Regions from separate parts of the Homo sapiens genome. Here region 1 is linked to region 2. Evidence: chromatin contacts called from ENCODE Hi-C or POLR2A ChIA-PET data. All regions are on one chromosome and are shown on one strand. Each heading gives the region's core, a stretch centred on a gene start or an enhancer-like site at or near the end of the contact. The rest is flanking DNA. Distances are from core to core; before and after follow the strand shown. Region 1 overlaps LMCD1-AS1 (LMCD1 antisense RNA 1). Region 2 overlaps LMCD1 (LIM and cysteine rich domains 1).

Region 1 (4,885 bases), core at 327-2,826, 94 kb before region 2:
ATGATAGTACTAACACAGAATTTCTTTGAGAACTAAATGAGATCAAATGTATACAAAATGCCCAGTCCTGGCACCTCACATTATTGTTTTAGGATTCTAGCATCAACCATACTCATTTCTGGATGTATCTGTACCAATAGGCTGTGAGTTCTTCAAGAAGGGACTACTTGCTTCTTCTCTTTATGTTATCATGCCTTGCATTTTCTGTGGAGCATAGTAGGTACTCAATAAAAATGTGTCAAATTAAATTGGATATCATTACAACATTTCCCAGGAATTCAAGTGGCTTCTCTACCCCTTTTCCTTGACTTGCAGCTATCCAGAAAAAGCAAACCCACGTGGCTTGTGTCACAAGCAAAAATTTAAGAAGAAATATCATCCATGAGAAAATAATCACACCCCACGTTCCCACACCAAACCGAATTGTTTTCAGTCGAGTTCTAGTCTGTGCACTTTGCCCTTCTAACCAATGTTTATTAATATGAGGAATCAAGAGGTTACTAGGAGCAATCGCTCAAAACTGGCAGGAAACTAACATTTGGTTGGTATCTGTGTCTCTCTCTGGAATGGGTGCGTCTTCACGTTCCCTTCTCATGCTGAGGTTTGTTTTCCCCACATGTTGTTCAGAAAACACAAGACTTAATGCCCTAGCTTTTTGCTGCCTAAAACGGACAACCCTTCCCTTCTTCAGCCTCAGGGACTGTGTCAACTTTAAGGTCATGACCACAGGGCCACAGGGGAGCCAATCATGATAACAAAATATTATTTGCCTCCCTGGTTTCTGGTGCATTCAACAGGAGCCCTCAGCTCCGAGTCCCAAGACTCTACAAATTCCTGTTCCAACCCAAAACTTCACCACTCTCTAGGGCACTAATCATTTTATCAGAAACCTACGGTGGCTCCAGCATCTCATTCCAAGTTCTGACTATGCTTTATTTTTTTCCCAATATTATGAATGTTTAAAAACATGTTTTTATTGGAAAGATCTGTATGTCCTCATTAATCTTTTGGATCTCACTGGAGCCCCTTAACATGCCCCTTAAAATATCCATTAAAAAGTCAACCACAACTGTTTAAATAATTTTAATGCATACATTTAAAAAGAGGGCAATGAGATATGCACATCATTTAAAGATGGTGGTGGACGTTGGAAAGGGAAGTCGGTGATGGGCATGAGGTCACAGACTCGCCATTAGGGATCATTCTTCATTCAGCAAATTGTCATTTACTTGGAATATCTCCCTCATTCCATGGATTTTAGGCATACTTTCTTTTCAGTGGGAAAATGGAAGGAATAGATCATTGGGACCTTTCATTTTTCTCATTCCTATCATCTAAACACAAAGAAAGTGCCCTGTTTAGAAAATGCTGCTAAGTTGTGGCAGCCCAGGGATATTTCAAGCTTGCATTCTGGCCATTTCTCTCTGTTTTATATGGCTTCCTGCTCTCACATCCAATGAAAATAGCTCTTTCCATGGCAACACCACATAGAGATATCATGGCAAGACTGTGTTGTGGTTGCTATTTTTTTAAGCAATACTATTTATCTTGAAACTGCACCAATTTCTCCCCCTTTTTCTCTCATTCCACAATCACACCAGTGTTGGCAGTTCCTCTTGAGGGCATGTGAGGACACTTAGTCACCTTTACCAAAGGACTGTAGTTCTACTTCTTTAGTCCACCATACAACATTAGTTCTGTATGCTTGTCAAGTTTTTAACTTTGGGTGCTCAAGTTGAAGTTCTTGGTTTGATGTTCAAAGCCATTCACAATAGTCTTGACTGCTTCCATATTTTCATATACTAACACTGCCTGTATTATAACAATACTGAGCTGTTTAGCCTGTGACTCAAAGATACCTGGACCTTGTTGGCCAGGTTACCATTGCATTACAGTCAAATTTAATGTATCACCTTATTCCAAACACACACATGCTAACACACACAAACACACAAATACATAGACACACAAATCTATTCCCTATAGCATTTGGACAATGAAGTAAAATTTTGCTGAAGGTCTATGGAGAAGACTGAGGATGGGAATTGTACTATACATCCTTAGCCAAATGTGCCTTCAAAGTGCCTTTTATAACATTTCTTCAAAGTTCCTTTCCCTTTAATAATTGTTAAATGTATCTCTACCCCCAGCCCCTTTATCTCAAAACTGCTCTCCAGTTGAAGTTAACTCTTTCTCCCCACCTCTCCTCCAGTTCAAACATCCCACTGAACAAAATGAGAGCCAGGTCACCAGCTGAGAGGTTTCAGTGAAACCAGATCATTAGGTTGGCCTAATCATTCAGCAAAGATCATTAGGTTTGCCAATCAATCAATGATGGCTTGAATGAGTCCCAGGCTGGGGAGAGATGGGCATTCATGTCCACTTCATCCCATCATGTGAAATTTACAAATGTACTAGGCAGCTCTGGCTCCGTGAGTGCACATGCTGTTCTCTCTTCCTAGAATGCCCTTCCCTCATTGCTTATCTGATGAGACCTTTCAGGTTTTAAGATCCAGCTCAAGGATCAACACTTCTGAGAAATCTTGGGGATTTCAGACATGTTTCCTCATCCAAAGAAAAATATAAAAGTCCCGAGCTGGCCACTCTGACGTAGCACTGTTCATGACCCCTGGGTGTTTTACTTATTGACCATGTCTTTGCCTCACTTCTCCTTACCTTAAAAGGAAGGTCTTCTCATCTGAATCTCCAGAACCCAGCCCAGCACTGAGTATATACATATTGTATAACCAGTAAATGTTTGTCAGATGGAATTTTATTCTTACCACACATCCAGGAGTTAGGTGAAGCAGGTGTTATATAACAGGTATTGCTAGGCAAATTCTTTTTCCTTTCTGAGACACAGGTTATATTGTACGAATGCCCTAAGCACTATACATGCATTAATTCACTCAATTCATCACAAGAACCCTATGAAGTAAATGCTATTATCATCCTCATTTTACAGATGAGAAGGTTAGATTTCCCTTTGGTAAATTTTATTGTAGTTCAAAATACTTTTCACCCATCCTGGGGTGTCCCTACCTATAAGAGGATTGTATACCCAGGCATGGCTATGTGATTAGATTTGTACTAGGAAATCTAAAAAGGGATGTGTGTCATCCCCAAAGATTTAAGAACCAGCATGTGGTTGCCCTACTTCTTTCTCCTTTACCCTCTTAGATGCCTCTACTCCATCATCATGGATGCCAGAGTAAAAATGATATGGAAAAGAGGTACAACTGATCCATGTGGCCATAGAGCACAAGAAAGAAATAAACCTTTGTTTCTGTAAGCCACTGAGCTCTGGGCGTCATTTGTTATCTCAGCATAATCTAGCCTAAGCTGACTTATGAACTCCACAAATCTGGTCTTTTTTCAGTGTCCCCAGTGTCAATGAACGGATTAACATCCATTTATTCACACAAGTGATGAATCTGGAATTCATCTCTGGTGCCTCTTCTCCCTTCTCTAAAGGAAAAAAATACATATATCCAAGCCCTGTCAATGAAGCCTCCTAAATCTCCCTGGAATTGAATGTCTCCACTTCTCTCTTCAATACCTCCATCCTAGGCCAAGTCACCATCATCTCTCCCCTTGACTGTTGAAATGACATACCTGAACTCCCGAGCCCCATACTTCACCCACTTTTTTTGCTGCCCATACTATCCTCCACAGAAACTCTATTATAACAACAACATTGATAATGTTATTATGGTGTTTAGAAACATTTTGTGCTTTCTCATTGTTCTCATGCGCTGACAAGACCCTCCGGAACTGAGCCTACCTCTCCAATCTCTCTCTCTCTCTCTTTTTTTTGAGACAAAATCTCACTCTGTCACCCAGGCTGGGGTGCAGTGGTACGATCTCGGCTCACTGCAACCTCTGCCTCCCGGGTTCAAGCAATTCTCTCCTTCTGCCTCAGCCTCCCGAGTACCTGAGATTTCAGGTGCCCGCCACCACACCCAGCCAATTCTTTTGTATTTTTTAGTAGAGATGGGGTTTCACCATCTTGGCCAGGCTGGTCTTGAACTCCTGACCTCGTGATCCCCCCTTGACCTCCCAAAGTGCTGGGATTACAGGTGTGAGGGACCGTGCCCGTTCTCCAATCTCTTTTTATCCTATCCTCTCACTTGAACTCAATAACCCAGTCACTCTGATCTTCATCCCACTCTTAAGCCGTAGTATTTTTGACCTTTAGGCCTTGCACATGCTGTTGTACCTGGACTCCTATCTCCTCCCACCTTCATTCTCTATCTCACTACTCAAACCACACTTCCGAAGGAAGCCTTCCTTTGATCATAACCCCTATAATCTGAGTCAGACTTCCTTATTAAGTGCTTTCATAGAACCATGTACTTCTCTTTCATCATATTTTTCACAATTTCCAGTTGGATGCAATTATAGAATTGTTTTATTAAGCTGCCTCCTAGACCATAATCTTTGTGGTAATGGGAATCATGTCAAATTCATCTTTTTACCTGAACACCCAACCATTTCTGAAACATGGCAGATGCTCAAATAAGATTTGATGAATGAAAGAATGAATAAGTAAGTAAATGAAGACTCCTTCCATTTTGAGATTCTAGGGCTCCTTGTAAGGCTTGAAAAATAAACTGGCTTGCTCTCTCCCTTAAACGGGAATGAAAGACAACCCTTCCATTCACTTTGTTGGATCAAAAAATGCAAGGTACTACAGTAGTCCGATTTTTGTAAGTGTTTACAAAGGTACTTTTACATATCATCTCATCCACTTAGGCCCTCTGTCCATGCAGAAAAGAAGTTTTATACAGGATTGCTCTGAATACAGGCCTTAGACCTAAAGCAAATAACGTGAACATCGGTACTGAGAAGCAGGGCTGGGTCACTGCAAAGTTAACTTGGTCAT
Region 2 (4,437 bases), core at 1,812-4,311:
TGGGCATTGCCTGAACCAAGGACAGGACTAAGCAAGTATCTGATTTAAAGCTTACAACTGCCCCAAGATGTGAAGTGGCTGTGCCTCCCCAGGCTGCTGGGCCTCAGAACTGGGATTCAGTTGAACGTCTGCCTAAAATCAAGTCTATGTTCTTTCCCATTTCCCAAAGCTTATTCCTGGGAGAGCTACCAGATATTCTGGACCATAAAAGGATCATGTGGCTGGCTCAGGAGACGTTAGAGTGAACATGAAACTACGTGAGTTTCTTTACAGCAGAACTTCTCAGAGCCTTTAGTAGGCCTATGCTGTGGTCCTTACACTGAAATCACCTGGAAGGCTTGTTCAACTCCAGAAGGCTGGGTCCCCTTCCAGAGCTTATCAGTAGGTGTGGGGTGGAGCCTTAGCATGTGCATTGCTAACAAGTCCTCGGGTGATGCTGGTCTGGGGCTACACTTTGAGGACCGCTGCTAACAGTGTTAAAAAGTGCCTTACATGTGAGCTCAACAGAAATGATATCACCAATTTGGCCTATAGTGAGAGTCTAGATGGTAACATGGGCATTTTCCAGATGTATTTGGCCTGCTGGCTCTATGTATGTATGTATTTTGAGATGGAGTCTCACTCTGTCGCCCGGGCTGGAGTGCAGTGGCACAGTCTCGGCTCACTGCAAGCTCCGCCTCCGAGGTTCACGCCATTCTCCTGCCTCAGCCTTCCGAGTAGCTGGGACTACAGGCACCTGCCACCATGCCCGGCTAATTTTTTGTATTTTTAGTAGAGATGGGGTTTCATCGTGTTAGCCAGGATGGTCTCGATCTCCTGACCTCGTGATCCACCCGCCTCAGCCTCCCAAGGTTATGTATGTATTTATTTATGTGGGATAGGGGGTGGATTACCCCAAGCGAGCCCACCTTTGAGAATACTGCATAACCCTCCCTGTTCCTGGAGAGCTCTGGAAGCACAGGTGCAGAATCTACCACACTATGCTCTGTAACCTACCTTGACGGCCCCCATCCCTGATGACACTAAGTCTCTGCAATCTGAGGCCAGGGCCCCACTTTCCCCTACACCCACCCCCCGACACACACACCAGCTGTGAGCTCCCTCGGCTCCCTCCCACCTTGTCCACCTGCTGGGGGACGTCCTTCCTCTGAGTCCTTGGGAGGTGGCCTATTGGAGCAATGGCAGGGTCAGCCTGCCAAGTTCTCCCACCCAGCCCCCCACCTAACCATCCTCATTGGAAAAAAATGTCCACACCAGAGAAGCGTTATTGCAAAAATGCCTGTATGGAATTCCTACTAAGGGGCCATGTTCTGAGTGAGCCCAGATAACAGTGGTGGCCAGGTTGCAGGACACACTGCTGTCTGAGCCCAGCCCACCTGCATGGCCGGGGCTGTCAGTTACACAGATCTGAACACAGTGAGCAGAATCTGACCCCACCCCCAGCTTCCCAACCCCAGGCCAGCAGACGGGCCCTACTGACGAGACGGGGCCACCTAAAATTAGCCTTGGCACCTCGGTCCACTTCAGAAATGAACCAAAAGCTGTGGCTGTCCATGCCTACCTCAGGGCAGTCCTCTGAAAGTGTTATTATTACACTGAGGTTAGGAGAGGCAGGATATCATGGGAAGGTCCTCCGGCCACCAAGTTGTCAGAGTTGCCCTCTTCATGGGGCAATACCAAGCCTGAAAAATCCCAGTGCCAGATGCTACTGCACCCACTGTCACCCCTGAAGAAGCGAGCCCTTTTCCATCAGTGAGGCCAATACAATTCAAAAATATTTAGTCTCCCTCTTTTCCTCACATGTCCCATTGTGCGGGGATGGAGGGTAGGAAAGAAGACAAGTTGAGAATCAAGGGAAGAAAGGGGAAACTGTGAGGCTGCAGCAGGCACTGTGTAAGGTCTCAATCTCTTTATTTTTATTTTTTTAGATACACGGCTCTCACTCTCTCACCCAGGCTGGAGTGCCGTGGCAGGATCATAGCTCACTGCAGCCACAAACTCCCGGGTTCAAACCATCCTCCCGCCTCAACCTCCCAAGTAATAAACCTCTTTAACTCTTGGTAACAACCAGTGAGAGAGGTTGGGGTTGTGATACCCATTTCGCAGATGAGGACCCTGGGGCGCAGTGAGGTTACCCCACGTGCTGATGAGAGCGGGGCTTCGGTTCAATCCCCAGTCCTTCTGCTTCACCGGCAGAGTGAAGTCTGAAGCCGTGTTGGGGTGGGGCCTCGGCAGGGTGGGTCCGACCATGCCAGGGGATATATATGTGAGTGTTTAGGTTCTCCAGGGTGGGCAGCCGTGTATGGGGTAGCTTGCAGCTCAGCCCACTGAGCATTTGGGAGCCTCTTATCTGCGTACTGAGAACAATGAAAGGATTCCCATGTCCACCCCCAGTTCCACCCACTGTGGGTTCTTGTGGGCCTTTTGAGTATCAGAGATCTCCGTGGCCAGGGAGCTGCCGACTCCAGCAACCTGGACCCATTCACACCAGGCTGGTGGGAGCCCCTCGCGCACTCTCCAAGCCCTGCGCTCCCCACCTGGATGGAACTGATGGGCCCCTGAGCTGGGTGGGCAATGATCTTCATGTTCTGACTCTTAGCAGCTCCACCAAGCCATTGCCTTGCGTTTAGAGAGCTCGCTGAATATTTTCTCAGAAATTAAATACACAGATTTCCCGGGTATGGTCATTTTGCCCAGGAATTTCCGCCTTTCTCCACACCCCGAACTTGTAACTGAAGAAAGGGGAAAGAAAGCCAGAGCATAGCCTTTAATGTGATCTCTACTCTTTAGCATTTACCATTCCTGCCGGGCGCCTCCCCGTCTTGCCCCTTCCCCAACCACTCCTTCCTCAGGCCAAGTGACTGCCCCAAAAGAGCAAACTTAAGAGGAGGACAGCCCATTGAGAGAAGTGAAGATGTTCCCCACAGTCATAAAAACGCGTGAATATGGTCCGAAATCATCCTCCAGGATCCTGGGAGCACAGTCTGACCCCTCTGCCCCATTTCCCCACAAGAATGCTGAGAGGGGGACGGGAGGCCTCCGTCCCCTCCCTCCCCCCCGCCAAAGGTCTGCTTTTCAGATGGAAACTTACAGCAGCTGGCGGCTCAGCCCAACTCCAGCCCCAATAGAAGGACATATTTGTGGGCAAGGGACTTCCAAGTCTTTGTCTAAGCAGATGTTTGGCTTGTGGGCTCGGCAGGCAGGCTGGCTGGCTTTCCTGCCAGCCCCACTTGGGAATTTGAAACTGCCACTCCTCCCCACTTAGTGAGCCCCATCTGAGCTGGAGGACAGGAGGGTAAGAGGCCCAGAGACAAGCCTGGGGTCATTCACCCAGAGGAATCCCTGCTCCCCACAGTCCCGCCACCCCTGGCTCAGGCACCATGGGCAGGAGCCTGGGGGCAGCCGCAAAATCACTATGGTTACCAGCTTCTCGGCATCTGCCTGCCTCTTGCTTTGCAGTGGAGATACTTTAGTGACTTTCAGGGAGATCTTTTTTTTTGTTCCAAAGAAACTTCCCTTTCTCCCACTTTTTATACTATACTATAAATACTTTTCCATGTTGCCACATGGCCTTCAACGAGCTTTTTTTTTTTTTTTTTTTTTTTTGAGTGGGCTGCATATTATTCCATTGATTAAAACAGGGATTGGTAAACTTTTTCTGTACAGGGCATATAGTGAATATTGAAGGTTTTTCAGGCCACATGGTCTCTGTCACGACTAATTAACACAGCTCTTGAAGCACTAAAGCCGCCATAGGCAATATCTAAACAGATGACCCTGGCTGTGTTCCAATCAAACTGTATTTACATAAACAGGCGGTGGGCTAGATTTGGCCCACAGATGGATGCAGTTTGCTGACCCCTGAACTGGAAGAATCATAAAGAATAGTTTTAGCTTTTTATTAATCTCTTTGGTTTTACTCAATTTTGTTTTGCTAATATGAGCTAAATGATGACGATGATGATGATGCTGTCATCTCCCATTCATTGACTACCTAGGTTATGCCAGGCACTGTGCCAGATATTTTGCATGTTATTTTACTTAATCCTAAGAATTATCCTACAAAGTATATCATCCTCCTTTTTACAAACAAGGGAATTAAAAGACACTCTTAGCAAAGTTAAACAGTGTTTTCAAACTTCAGGTCACAATCCGTCAGTGGGTAATACATCAATTTAGTGGACTACAACCAGAATTTTTTTTAACTGAAAAGGGAAGAGTGTTTCAGGAGTAGTAAATATTTTTCCAGGAAGCTTTTTTTTTTCAGGAGTGTGTGTGTGTATGTGTGTGTGTGTTGGATCAGGACGTGTAATGTATTTGCTACTGTGGATTACAGACAAAAACAAAAATTTCAAAAAACAAAGCTGAGGAAATTGTCTAGTCACCTAGATGGTGAGTAGTTAATCCAGAACTAGGATCCAGACCTGCCTCACTCCA

The links. A loop is a pair of places that touch in the nucleus more often than their neighbours do. ChIA-PET counts read pairs that join two places held with the same protein, here RNA polymerase II (POLR2A). Pooled maps may share reads with other maps.
Region 1: a loop to region 2 is called in a pooled map, with 7 times the contacts of the local background. The contact joins two enhancer-like sites. A Hi-C loop is called at or near these places in 1 of 168 maps with a recorded cell type or tissue (IMR-90) and 3 of 50 pooled maps. POLR2A ChIA-PET finds 5 or more read pairs at or near these places in 5 of 52 experiments (A673, AG04449, BJ and 2 more).

What each region holds. Positions count from the first base shown.
Region 1 is chr3:8,459,780-8,464,664 of GRCh38, forward strand. All of the region lies in intron 3 of LMCD1-AS1 (LMCD1 antisense RNA 1), which reads right to left. Among named protein-coding and RNA genes, the nearest start is that of LMCD1-AS1, 39 kb to the right of the region's middle. Within about 2 kb of position 1,577, at least 2 of the 41 ENCODE cell types and tissues checked have a DNase peak (open chromatin) inside an H3K27ac peak, as active enhancers do.
Region 2 is chr3:8,552,135-8,556,571 of GRCh38, forward strand. All of the region lies in intron 4 of LMCD1 (LIM and cysteine rich domains 1), which reads left to right. Among named protein-coding and RNA genes, the nearest start is that of LINC00312, 17 kb to the right of the region's middle. Within about 2 kb of position 3,062, at least 11 of the 41 ENCODE cell types and tissues checked have a DNase peak (open chromatin) inside an H3K27ac peak, as active enhancers do.